Regions from separate parts of the Homo sapiens genome. Here region 2 is linked to region 1. Evidence: read pairs that join two places in POLR2A ChIA-PET (ENCODE). Cell type or tissue: GM12878. All regions are shown on one strand. Each heading gives the region's core, and the rest is flanking DNA. Links, peaks and the distances in the headings are about the cores only. Region 1 has its middle 88 kb from the start of MBOAT2. Region 2 overlaps MBOAT2 (membrane bound glycerophospholipid O-acyltransferase 2).

What was found. ChIA-PET counts read pairs that join two places held together with the same protein. Peaks named below come from ENCODE experiments on the same cell type or tissue, not always from the same donor. Only the 100,000 strongest peaks of a DNase experiment are listed, where the experiment ranks them.
Region 2: POLR2A ChIA-PET joins it to region 1 with 6 read pairs; 1 of 35 experiments calls an interaction of 5 or more read pairs at or near these places.

What each region holds. Positions count from the first base shown.
Region 1 is chr2:9,087,333-9,096,279 of GRCh38, reverse strand. No RefSeq gene overlaps it. Among named protein-coding and RNA genes, the nearest start is that of MBOAT2, 88 kb to the right of the region's middle. In GM12878, for the core only: no CTCF peak of the experiment used is centred there; a DNase peak (open chromatin) is centred at 3,559; H3K4me3 peaks cover 577 bases; H3K27ac peaks cover 924 bases.
Region 2 is chr2:8,982,068-8,987,067 of GRCh38, reverse strand. All of the region lies in intron 1 of MBOAT2 (membrane bound glycerophospholipid O-acyltransferase 2), which reads left to right. Among named protein-coding and RNA genes, the nearest start is that of MBOAT2, 19 kb to the left of the region's middle. In GM12878, for the core only: a CTCF peak has its summit at 213; DNase peaks (open chromatin) are centred at 1,311, 1,989 and 2,807; H3K4me3 peaks cover 1,669 bases; H3K27ac peaks cover 1,407 bases.

The sequences.
Region 1 (8,947 bases), core at 1,582-6,581:
AGCAGTGTGTCTGGCCTCTCTGCCACTTCCTTCTGAGTTCCTTCTCCTCCCCTCCCTCACTTCAGAGGTCACTCTCTAGGGATCTGACCCTGAGGCCTGAGCACCCCTTTATCATCGCGCAGAGCTACTGGCACCGTGAGGGTGGGCCCTGCCCAACCAGCAAGCAGGCCCCGGGGTGGTTCTGAGGCCCTGGTCGGGCCTCCTGTGGGGCTGGCTGGGCCCCTCAGGCCCCTCTGGACGGGGCGGGCCTGCTTAGGAGATGCGTGCCCCGCCCCCCATCAGCTTCCTCCTCTTTCTTGCCCCTTGAGCTTCTCCACAGGGTGGGGGCAGCAGAGGCCATGCGCTTCCCGGGCTCAATGAGCTGTGGGCTTTTTGGAGACTGTTTGTTATTTCGCTTCCTGGCGGTTCTGCCAAGCGCCCTCCGGCCTCCGGCGCCGCCAGGCAGGTTCATCTAAGGATTCTGAACGCTGCTGCCGCCCTCTCCGGAATATCAAGCAGGCCTGGGCGGCCGCAGGGAGCACTTCCCGATCTCTCAGCTGTCAGCCCGACAGGGGCAGGGTGGTGGCAGGGGTGGTGGCAGGGGTGGTGGCAGGGGTGGTGGTGTGTGTGTATGTGGAGGACCCGGGGGCAGGGGCACTGGCGCTTCCCAAACCCAAATCCAGACCACGTCAGGGCAGCATTAGGGCTACAGGCGTGGGCTGGATTCTGTCTACTTGCATGGTTTCAGCCTGCAGAGTTTAAAAAGGCATGAATGACAAGAATAACAGGCAGAAGTGTTCATTCTCGGGGAATGGGCAGTTCCACCTACGGGCCCACCTGTCTCCATCCACCAGAGGCTCGGGGAGAGCTGTGCACACGGCACCGGCCAGCGCCAGCGTCCTTCCTGCCCCACTCCCCTAACTGCAGAGAAGGATATCCAAGTTCCCAAAGCAGCTGCGTTTCTCTGACGTTTCCCAACGTAGCTTTAGGATCTGTGCAGAGTCTGCATCCTACTCTTGAACGTACCCATGTTTGCTATTCTATAGAAGGACTGTTTTCAGTCACCGACTGACCAGTTAAGGTACTGGTTTCACCTCAAATCTTTGAGTGAAGTTAACCCCTCAGGAAGATACACATCCACTCTCTGGCCTGGCTCCCCAAATCCGCAGGGCACATAGGTACCTTCGTTTGAGAAGCAAGAGAAGAACATATATTATTATTACTATTATTTTTTGAGACAGGGTCTCACTCTGTTGGCCAGGCTGGAGTGCAGTGGCACAATCTCAGCTCATTGCAACCTCCGCCTCCCGGGCTCAAGCAATTCTCTTGCCTCAGCCTCTCGAGTAGCTGGGATTACAGGCATGCGCCACCATGCCCAGCTAATTTTTGTATTTTTAGTAGAAACGGGGTTTCACCATGTTGGCCAGGCTGGTCTCGAACTCCTGACCTCAGGTAATCTGCCCACCTCAGCCTCCCAATGTGCTGGGATTACAGGCGTTAGCCACTGTGCCTGGCTAGTATTATTTTCTTTAGAAGGCTCAAGAATCATCATATTCCACTATATCATTATTCATACCGACTTGCTGTACAAATTTGTATGTACCACCAAGCCTCCAGTGCATCCTTTTCTCCTGCTGCTGTGGGACTCTGCACCATTGGTTTTCAATGTATAGCTGAAGGTTTGGAGCATGAGTGTGAATTCTCCCATGAGGAGGCCTGCTTTCAGCAAGTGTTAGTTCTGTGCACACCAGAGCAGGAATGAGAGATTTAAGGAGATGGTTCAGGGTTTGGACTACATGCCCTGAGTTGGAGGGGCAGACCTCCAACTCTCACAAAGGAGGACTTCAGGGTCACAGAGAACTGCCAAGAGTGCTGGCAGGTCAGGAGCCCCGCCTGCTGGGTAGCCGCGCACTTCTGCAGCTCCACAGCAGGAGCCAAGCATCCCGTCAGGAGGAAGCCAGCGGAGCCTGGGTTGCTTGAGCTGCTCTAGTTCTGAGACCCTGCTCTGGCACCGCGCAGCTCCGAACGTCACCGATCCACATGATGTGTGTGGAGGGTTCTAGCCAGGGTCTTAGCGCTCAGTAAGTATGTGGTCAACCCGAGCCTGAATCCAGTAGTCAGGTGACTGTGGTGGGCGTGAGGTGGGAAGAAGGGTTGGGCTTCGTTTCAATGACTACTCAACTGGCAGTTGCACAGAGTCACTGCTGGGAAGTCAAGCCCACCAAGATGCAGGTGGTGGGCACACGACAGTGTGGGCAGACGCAGGGGCATGAGGTCCTGGCACACTGGCTCATGTGGCAGGGTGCAGACGGTCAGGCGGATATGGGGGAGAGGAGGCTGGGTGGGGGCAGGGGCAGGAGCTGGGCCGTGGAGGCCTGGTACTCATCGTGCTTGGAGTTTGAGGCTCATCCTGAAGGTTCTGAGATGCCAGTGGGAAATTTGAAGTGGAGGAGTTTTATGGCTAGATTTTAGTTCAGGATGAGCCCCTGGCTCAGTTTGGAGAGGATGAATTAGCGGGAAGGAAGACCAGGGGCAGGAAGCCAGCTACAAAGGTGTTGCAGCAACGTGGGTGAGAGACGGTGGGGGTTTCAAGGCTAAGAAAAGAGGCCTCAGAGTGGGTGTTATGGTCAACAGCTCCAGGACTGGTGCAACACATCTTTTTGATATTGTTCTCTTTTTTCCTTCCTCCCTCCCTGCCTCTCTCTCTCTCTTTCTTTCTCTTCCTTTTCTTCCTCTTTCTTTCTCTTTCGCTCTCTTTCTTTCCTCTTTCTCTCTTTCTTTCTCTCTTTCTTTCTTTCTTTCCTTCTTTCTTTCTTTCTCTCTTTCTTTCTTTCTTTCTTTCTCTCTTTCTTTCTTTCTGTCTCTCTCTCTCTCTCTCTTTTTCTTTTTTGAGACAAGCTCTCACTCTGTCGCCTAGGCTGAAAAGTGCAGTGTGATCACAACTCACTGCAGCCTTGAACTCCTGCACTCAAGCTGTCCTCCTGCCTCAGTCCCCCAAGTAGCTGGGACTGCAGGCTGGTGCCACCACACCTGGCTAATAGTATTATTTCTCTAATTTGATGTGACTCTTTTTTTAATGAGAAAGTATGGTGGGGTTATTGTTTTTAATTTTTAACATCTTTGAAGAGCTCTAGTTCCCCTCCCTCTTGGGTGGGGAAGAAAGTCGTGAATACCAGGGCTATAAGCTCCACTCTCTAGCCATGACAAGCCAGGGACAAGATGCTGTGTCCCTCAGGGATTACATCACAGCCCAGAGTTAAAATTTAACTTATCAGTAGTAGCTGCAAGGCTAGCTCTCAGTTTCCCCAGCCAAGACCTCCTGATTTGCCTCATTTCTGGGAGTACCTGGGGCTTAACACATTCTCCCAGGGAAGTTCAAGAGAACTGCAAGATTCAGGTCCATGGGGGCAGCACACTCCTCAAACCAGAAGTAATATGACCCCTGGCAATCTCAGAGCCAGTGACCCCTGGCAATCTCACCTTAGAACCCAAGAGGTAGACTGAGACTCAGCTCTACAAAGGCAGGGACCTTCCCCACAGTCAGAACTGCACCTCCAACATCCAACACAGTGCCCGGTGGCAATGACTGCTCACAGATAATGGCCAGATGAATGAATGAATAAACAACATGCCTGGAAAAGACAGTTGACATAATTCATATCCACAGACAAAAGGAAAAAAACTCTATGATCATCTCAATAAATGCAGGAAAAGTATGTGACAAAATTCAGCTTCCATTTATGACAAAAACCCTCAGCCAAATAGGAACCGAAAGAAATTGTTCAACCTCAAGCTATCGTACTAATATCAGACAAAGTAGACGGTACTAACAGCCAAATAGGAACTGAAAGAAATTGTTCAACCTCAAGCTATCGTACTAATATCAGACAAAGTAGACGGTAAGTCCAGAATTGTTAGAGTTAAAGAGGGGCATCATAATGACCAAATATTCAATTCAGCAGGAAGATGTAATAATTTAAAAATGTGTGCTCCTTAATAACATAGCTTCAAATTATATGAAGCAAACATGGACAGACTATAAAGAGAAATCAACAAATTCATAATTAGAGTAGGACAATTTAACAAATCTTTTAGTAAGTGACAGAATACATAGGTGAACATCAGAACAGATATAGGTGATTTGAAAAACGTGTTTAACAAACTTGATCTAGATGACCTAGAATGTTGTACCCTAAGAGCTGCAGATACTCATTGAGTTCAAGTGCATACAGACCTTCCTATAGAATGTAATCATACACTGAGTCATAAAACAAGTATTTTAAAATGTCAAAGAATTTAAATCACACAGACTATATTCTTTTATTATTAAGCTAGGAAATAACAAAAAGATGACTGGAAAATTCCAATGTGTTTCTGGAAATTTAAAAATACACTTCTAGACAAACCACAGGTTAAAGATAAAATGACAGTGGAAATTAGAATGTATTTTGAACTGAATTAAAATGTAAATATTCAAAATATAAATTTGTGAGGTATAACCGAACTTATGCTTACATGGAGATATATTGAAAAAAGGCTAAAAATAAATAATCTAAGAAGTTAGAGTCTGGATGTGGTGGCAAGCACCTGTAATCTCAGCTACTTGGGAGGCTGAGGCATGAGAATTGCTTGAATCTGGGAGGCGGAGGTTGCAGTGAGCTGAGATTGTGCCACTGCACTCCAGCCTGGGCAGCAAGAACGAAACTCCGTCTCAAAATAAATAAATAAATAAATAAAAAATTGCCGAATGTTGTGGCAGGCACCTGTAATCCCAGCTACTTGGGAGGCTGAGGCAGAAGAATCACTTGAACCCTGGAGGTGGAGGTTGCAATGAGCCAAGATCGCACCACTGCACTCCAGCTGGGTGACAAGAGCGAGACCCCATCTCAAAAAAAAGAAGTTAGAAAAAGAACTACAAATTAAATCCAAAGAAAGTAGAAGAAAATAAATAGTAAAGAGATGAGTAAATCTTCATTAAATACAAAACAAATTTACAATAGAGGATGAACAAAACCAAAATTGGTTATTTGGAAACACTAATTGATAAATTCCTGATAGGCTGATAAAAAAGAACAGAGGTAGCACAAATAACTGTATCTGGAATGAAAACGATGATTGCTAGAAATATTTTAAAGGCATTTTTTTAAAAAATAAGAGGACATTGGCCGGGTGTGGTGGCTCACGCCTGTAATCCCAGCACTTTGGGAGGCTGAGGCGGGCGGATCACGAGGTCAGGAGATCGAGACCATCCTGGCTAACACAGTGAAACCCCGTCTCTACTAAAAATACAAAAAATTAGGTGGGCGTGGTGGTGGGCGCCTATAGTCTCAGCTACTTGGGAGACTGAGGCAGGAGAATGGCCTGAACCCGGGAGGTGGAGCTTGCAGTGAGCCGAGATCATGCCACTGCATTCCAGCCTGGGCGACAGAGCAAGACTCCATCTCAAAAAAAGAAAAAAAATTAAAATTAAAAAAAATAAGAGGACATTATTAGCAACTTTATGCCAGTAAATTTGGAAGTTTTGATGAAATGTATAAATTCCTAGAAAAGTAAAAGTTACCAGAATGGACACAAGAATAAATAGAAAATCTTAATAATTAAATACAGCATTTAAAAACCTTCCCATGGCCAGGCGCAGTGGCTCACGCCTATAATCCCAGCACTTTGGGAGGCTGAGGCAGGTGGATCACGAGGTCAGGAGTTCGAAACCAGCCTGGCCAATGTGGAGAAGCCCCATCTCAACTAAAAATACAAAAATTAGCTCGGTGTGGTGGTGCGCACCTGTAGTCCCAGCTACTCAGGAGGCTGAGGCAGAAGAATCACTTGAACCCAGGAGGCAAAGGTTGCAGTGAGCCAAGATCGTGCCACTGCACTCCAGCCTGGGTGACAGAGCGAGACTCCATCTCAAAAAAATAAAATAAAATAAAAAAATAAAAACCTTCCCATAAAGAATAATCCAGATCCAGATGGCTTCTTAAGTGAATGCTACTAAACATTTATGAAAGAAATATCATCAATTTTACATAACTCTTAGAAAACAGAGAAAAGATTCCTCAAGATTTCTATGACACCAGAAGAACCTGATTCCCAAATTTGATAAAAACATTACAAGAAAGGAAAATTAGAGACCCATTTAATTCAAAGAGATAAATGCAAAGATCCTAAGTAAAATATTAGCAAACCAAAATAAAGTATTATGTAAAAAACAGAATACATCACAACCAAATTGGATTTATTCCAGGAAAGCAAAGTTGATTCATCATTGAATAGTTCTATTTTCTTTTTCTTTTGTTTTTTGAGGCAGAGTCTCACTCTGTTGCCTAGGCTGCAGTGCAGTGGTGAGGCCTTGGCTCACTGCAACCTCTGTCGCCCGGGTTTAAGCAATTCTCCTGCCTCAGCCTCTCAAGTAGCTGGGATTACAGGCGCCTGCCACCCCGCCCGGCTAATTTTTGTGTTTTGAGTAGAGACAGGGTTTCACCATCTTGGCCAGGCTGGTCTTGAACTTCAGACCACGTGATCCACCTGCCTTGGCCTCTCAAAGTGCCGGGATTACAGGTGGGAGTCACAGCGCCCAGCATCATTGAATAATTCTTTACCACATTAATGGAATAAAGAAGAAAAACACAGTTTTCTCAATAAATGTGGGAACAGCATGTGATAAAATGCAACATGCATTAATAAAACAATTCTTAGCACTGGTAATAGAAGGGAACTTCCTTAATCCAATAAAAATGTATTTATTTTTAAAATCCACAGCACGTGTATAAAGGTGAATTTTTGTAAATGTTTCTTCTAAGAACAGAATAAGACAGAGACAGATAAACTATTAGATTTAATAAGTGAATTTAGGCTGGGAGCAGTGGCTCACACCTGTAATCCCAGCACTTCGGGAGGCCAAAGCGGGTGGATCACCTGAGGTCAGGAGTTTGAGACCAGCCTGGGCAACATGGTGAAACCCCATCTGTACTAAAAATACAAAAATAAGCCAGATTTGGTGGTGGGCATCTGTAATCCCAGCTACTCAGGAGGCTGAGACATGAGAATTGCTTGAACCCAGGAGGCAGAGGTTGCAGTGAGCCGAGATTGCGCCACTGCACTCCAGCCTGGGTGACAGAGCGAGACTCCATCTAAAAAAAAAAAAAGTGAATTTAGCAAAGTTGTTGGAAACAGCCAATTAACAAAAATCAGTTGTATAAAACTACAATTATGAATTACATTTTAAAAGATAAAACTTAAACATCTTACCTAACAAATAATTTTGTTAGAAATAAATCTAACAAACATCTTCAAGAATTCTATGCTGAAAACGACAAAACATTATTAAAAATATAAAAGAAAGCCTGCAGGGTGGCTCACGCCTGTAATCCCAGCACTTTGGGAGGCCAAAGCGGGCAGATCACCTGAGGTCGGGAATTCGAGACCAGACTGGCCAACATGGGGAAACCCTCTCTCTACTGAAAATACAAAAATTAGCTGGGCGTGGTGGTGAACCCCTGTAATCCTAGCTACTCAGGAGGCTGAGGCACGAGAATCTCTTGAACCCAAGAGGTAGAGGTTGCAGTGAACTGAGATATTGCCACTGCACTCCAGCCTGGGCAACAGAGTAAGACTCTGTCTCTAAGTAAATAAATAATAAAAATATAAAAGAAGACCTAAATAAATGGAGAGATGTTTGTGGACTAAAAGTTCAATTATCTCAAGATGTCAGTTCTCAAATTGATCTATTCCAATGCAATGCAATCTCAATAAAAATCCAGTAGGTATTTTGCAAAAATGCAAAGTTGATTCTAAAAGTTATATGATAATGCAAAAGGTCTCAAATAACCAAGCAATTTTTGAAAAAGAACAAAATTGAAAGGATTTCTCAACTGGATGCCAAGCCTTCGGAAAGACTTCAAGGTGGTATTGACACAGGAGAGGCAAATAGATGATCAGAACAAAACAGAAAGTCCACAAGACCCACACATACAGGAACACTTGATTGGTGTCAAAAGCACCACAGCAGAGCAGCGGGAGACAGGATGGCTTTTCAACAAACGGTGATGGGTAAAATACAATGAAACCTGGTCACTACCTTACACCACACATAAGAATCCATTCCATAAGTAGAAGAAGCCAGACACAAAAGGCCACATTTTGTATGATTCTCATTTGCATGAAAGCTTAAAAATTGGCGAAACCAAGATGTGGTGTTAGAAGCCAGGATAATGGTTACCTTTGGGAAGGAGTGATGGGTAGTTGTGGAAAGGGCCGTGAGCACAGCTTCTGGGGTTACATGAGTGGTTACACGAGTGTATTCACTTTGTGACAACTCACCAAACTGTACATTGAAAGTATGCACATTTTTCTCTATACATGTTATATTTTAATTTAAAGTTAAAATTTTTTGACCTTGCCACTTACAGCTTCATAATGGTGGAGAAGTTATATAATTTTCCTAGGCCTCCTTTTTATTTTTTATTTTTTTGTAGAATGGGGATTATAATAATCTCCACTTTGTAGGTTGTGAGAATAAATATGTTTCATAAATAAGCACTTTGTTCAGTGACTGGCCCATACTGGAGGCTTGATAAATGTTCCATGTTATTAGCTGCTAAGGTCATTTAGATAGTGGTGGAACTGGGATTAAAATTAATCCAGACAAATATGTTTTCTATCACATATCCTCTGGCACAGGGCTGCTTATTAGCTGGGCTTGAATGGAATGCTGGATTTAAATAGCATTTGCTATGAGTTATCATAAATCGTCTTCATTCTCAATTTTATATTTTGCAAAATGTCAAGTGTATTAATTCCTCCCTCTTCTCAATTCCTATGAGTATACTTTGGAATCTCAAGTATTTTAGCGTATCTCTTCCCACTAAAGATGAAAGTACATTCTAAATAGTCCAATCACCATGTTAGAAAACTGTTTAGAATTGTTGGCTCCATCAGGGCCCCAAGAGGGAGAAGAACATCCGGCTGACCT
Region 2 (5,000 bases), core at 1-5,000, 110 kb after region 1:
TAAACTCTATACTTTATTTGATAGATTTCTTTAGTTTTTACTTAAGGTTAAGGTCTGTATTAGTTAGCTGTCATAACAAAAACCATAGACTGTGTGGATTAAACAACAGAAATTTATTTTCTCGCAGATCCAGAGGCTGTAAGTCTGAGATCCAGGTGCCAGCATGGTTGGGTTCTGGTGAGGGCTCTCTTCCTGCCTTGCAGACAGCCACCACTTGGGGGTGTGCTCGCGTGGTCTTTTCTAGATGCGTTCTTGGCGAAAGAGAGAGCAAGCCCTCTGTGTCTCTTTTTATAAGGGCACTAATCCAGTCAGGCCAGGGCCCTACCTACCTTCACAACCTCATGGAATCCAAATTACCTTCCAAAGGCCCCATCTCCAAATGCCATCACATTGGGGTAAGGGCTTCAACATATGAATTTTGGGGGGAAACAGACATTCAGTCTATAGAGTCCTTTTGTGTTCCTGGATCTTATGCAGGCTACCGTATTACTTTTTTTTTTTTAAAGACAGAATCTCGCCCTGTCTCCCCCAGCCTAGAGTGCAGTCATGTGATCACGGCTCACTGCAGACTTGACCTCTTGGGCTTAAGTGATCCTCCCACCTCAGTCTCCTGAGTAGCTGGGACTACAGGCATGCGCCACCAGGCACGGCTAATTTTGTATTTTTTGGAGAGAGGGGATTTCACTATGTTGCCCAGGCTGGTCTCGCAAGTGATCAGCCTGCCTCAGCCTCCCAAAGTGCTGGGATTATAGATATGAGCCACCATGCCTGGCCCATATTACATTTAGTCATTGTGTCTCCTTAGCTTCCTCCAGACTGAGGCAGTTTCTTAGACTTTACTTTTTTTTTTTTTTTTTTTTGGTGACCTTGTCTGCTTTGAGGATAACTGGTCATGGATTTTGTAGAATCTCTCCAGTGGGATTTATTGAATGTTTTTCTCATGAGTCTGTGCTTATGGGTGTTTGAGAGGAAGACCACAAAGATGAAGTGTTGTTTTCATCACATCATTCCAAGGGTATGTACTTTGAGTGTGACTGATCACTCTTGATGTTAATTTGATCACCTGGCTGAGGCAGTGTCTGTCAGATTTCTCCACTGTAAAGTTTCTCTTTTTACTCCCACTTTCCATATTGCATTCTTTGGAAGAAGCCATTCTGAGCAGCCTATGCATAGGGGTAAGCTGTGGATGCTTTGAATAGAGGAATTAGCTACTCTGGTTTACCTCTGAAGAAGCTCTCATTACTGTGTGGAGGGCAAGAGTTGAATCAGGGAGGGGAGTTGGCTTGTGGTCACAGTAGTCTAGGCTCGGTGATGGTGGTCATGGCGGGTGTGGTGCAGAGTGGCCTCATTTGGCATATACTTGAAGGTAGAACTGATATGACTTACTGGTGGATTGAATGTGGTTATGAGAAAAAGAGAAGACTGAAGGATGACGCTTCCTAAGTTTTTGGCCTAAGCAGCTAGGGCAGATAATTATGGGAAGCTAGGGGACAGGGCGGGGAGGACTGGAAAAGAAGTGGCTTTTGGAGCATGGGAAGGGTGGATATGAAAGGTTTTCCTTTGGGCTGTGTTAAGTTTCAGATGTTTGTTAGACTTTGAGGTATAAACATGTAGACCATTGAAGATGTGAGTCTGGAGTTCCGGTATAGATTAGGTCTCAATATTCTATTTGGGGGTCACACATTTTATCTTTAAAGAATTCCATGTATTTTCAGAATAAGAAGTTAGTTTGATAGAATAAAGAACCTGTGGTAATTTGATTCGAATGATGAAAAAAATTTAAATCAAACTTTCTTTTCCCCTGAAAGCATTGTGAAAAAACGGTAAAAGGTAGATCATTTTTCAATCAGCATCAGTGTGACCTGTCTGTGTCTGACCTAACTCTCAGCTAATATAGCCAGTTGAGCAGTGGAAGATGAAGAATTTGATTTGCATATCTTAAAGCCGTTGAGAAAAGGAACTAGACATTTTAGTTTTTTTTTTCCCCTGAGGAACTATATGCATATATTTTGAGCCTTACATTTTTTTCTTAGAGGGAAACTAGTCAGGAGTGGGAGGCCTCTGAACAAGCTGCATTCTGTGTAGCCGCCAGCTTTTCTTTCTCTTTCTCCAGGAGAACACTGGCCCTCAGCCCCTCTTTCTGCTTCCCCTTGTTCAGACCATTGGGGGCGACTGGCTTTCCTGTCTGACTCCTCCTGTTTTGGTAATGAAGATAGGGAGGCTGAAGGATTGATATTATTTGGCTCCCTATTTAAAAGGTAGTTATGTAAAATTAAATAAAATTTGGCCAATACCACTTATAACTTTAAGTTGTTGTGGAAATTGATTATTATTCAGAAAAGAGAATTTTAAGTTAATAATATTGGAAGAATTTATGGTTTTTTCTCTTCCCTTCCCTCCCCCCTAGTTCTTTATTTATTTTTAGAGCTTTCTGTACTAGTACATCCTCCCTTTTCTGGGGAGTTGATTTGGGAAATTAGATTTGCAAGAGAATGTATGCTTTTAGAGGATGATGAAAGCCACTTGCGCTCCCACTTAAGGAACACCCTTTTAAGCTCCCTGCATGCCCTTTCTAGACCCCATCCCAGAGAGGAATGACTTCTGGAATATTGTGTTAATCATTTCCTTGCTTTCTTCGTAGTGTTAACCACAAACGTATGTATGTATGTGGTAATAAACATGAAATTTGCCATCGTAACCATCTTTAAGTGCACACAGCTCAGTAGTGATAAGTATATTCACAGTGTTGAGCAGTAGATCCCCAGAACTTTTTCATTTTGCAGAACTGAAGCTGCATATTCATTAAGCAACTCCCTATTTTCCCCTCACCCCAACCCCTGGCCTTTTGTTTCTGTGAAGTTGACTGTTCTAGATACTTCGTGTAAGTGGAAACCTATAGTGTTTGTCTTTTTGTGACTGGTTTAATTTCACTTAGCATATGTTTTCAAGGTTCATTTATGTTTTCACATGTGAGGTATGTTATGGGACCTCATAAAAGTCAGAATTTCTTTCCTTGTAAAAGCTAAATAATATTCTATTCATAGTTCTTAATTTCCATGTGATTGAAATTGTAACATTTTATTCATGATTTGTGATATTTTTGTACCTAGTTTAGGAAAGTCTTCTGTATGCTGAGATTGATTGTAAAGATATCTTCCTATATTATCTTTTTCAGAAATAATTTTTCTTTATTTTAAAACAATATTAAATTCACAGAAAAGTTCCAAGTACAATTTAGAGAATGTTTTCCTGAACCATTTGAGAGTAAGTTGCTGACTCACTGCTCCATCACTTCTGGATACTTTTGTGATATTTCCTACAAAAAAGGACATTCTTCTGTGTAATCTCAAAATGACCATCAAAATTAGGAAAGTAGTAAATTTCTATCATCCAATCTTCAGACTTAAAGTTTTACCAGTTATCACATCAAGTCCTTTTTAGCAACAGGGTCCAGTTTGGAATCATAGGTTGCATTTAGTTCGCATGTCTCTTTAGTCTCCTTAAGTCTGGAACACTCCCTTTATTGAATTGAGAAATATTCCTTCCTCTTCTGTTTTCTGGAAGGGACTGTGTAAAACTGGTATTAATTCTTTTTTAAACATTTGATAGAATTCTCCAGTAAAACCATCTGGGCCTAGAGATGTTTTTTTCTAGATTTTAAATTCCAAAGTGTTTCGTTAACAGTTACAGGGCTGTTTAAATTATCTGTTTCATATTGGGTGAGTTATAGTAGTTCGAGTATGGAATTGGTGCATTTCACCTAAGAAATTTCCATTTTAGCTAATCTGTGTGCAGTTTTATTCTTCCTTACTTTAGATATATTTGTAATGAAAATACAATATGTATTTGTGAAAATATGTATTTTACATCTGTATCATATGATTTCATATCTGTATCATATAATTTGGATCAAGCTCTAGATGCAGCCAGGACCTCAGTGGCAGGCTGTATTCTGCACAGATGGGAGTCTCAGTGACCTGTAAAGTCTGTGGCTTTACACACTTCAGAATTTGCTATGCATGAGTCTCTCTGACTGCGGATAGTTGTATTGTGGCTATTCTGTGCACACACCTTGTTCTATTTCAATTTTTTTCCATGACTTATTATTCAAAACAGTGTGATACAGTGAAAATCAGATCCGCTATGGTCCCTGCCCCCAGGTTGCTTAGAGTCTCTGAGGGGTTATGGAAAAGTAATTAGGAAATTGGGAATCAGAGTGGTTTGTGTTCTGATGAGGAAGGAACAGGTCCTTATGAGAACACAGAAAAGAGGTACCTGTTTTATTCTCCTCTGCATCTCTAGCACCTGGTACAGTACCTGGCATATAGTAGGTGTCTCACTAAATCTTTGTTGAATGAATGAATAAACTCAGAGGTGGGTTGATTGCATGGTCACTTTTGGGGAGATCTTACATCTGAGCTAAGTTAGTGATATCCACTGGAAGTAGATGGATGGAGGGAATTCTCCAAGGTGGGTGCAACAGTACGCAGTGTCATAGAAGCAAAGAAAGCTTAGCAATCTAAACAGTTGTCTAGAGCTGACTGTTTGCAAGTGAGGAGTGGTTTCCAAAAGTGATTACAGACGGAAGGCTAAGAAGAAGTTACTCTGACCAAAGTATATATTGGACAAGGTTCGCGAAGAACTAGAATTGATTTTTATGAATTAGCATTTTTGGTTCTGGCTGTTGTGTTTATCATTGTTAAGTTTAGTTTCTAACATACCTTAAGAATAATGCTTTCCAAGTGAATGAGAAATATTTTTTTGTGAAGTGTAGTACAGCTTTCTCCAGGTCTTACCTACTCGTCTTACTCAGACTATCTTTGCTCTAAAACAAAACTTTCCTATGCTGTAAATATGTCTGTGGTAAATCACGAGTTGACTGCTAATAATGGTGGGTCATACATTAGCGTTTTCATGTGCCAGGTACTGTATTGAGACCCTGCCATGGGTTATCTCGCTTAATCCGGACAGCAGCCTATCTGAGAGGAAACCAAACCTGG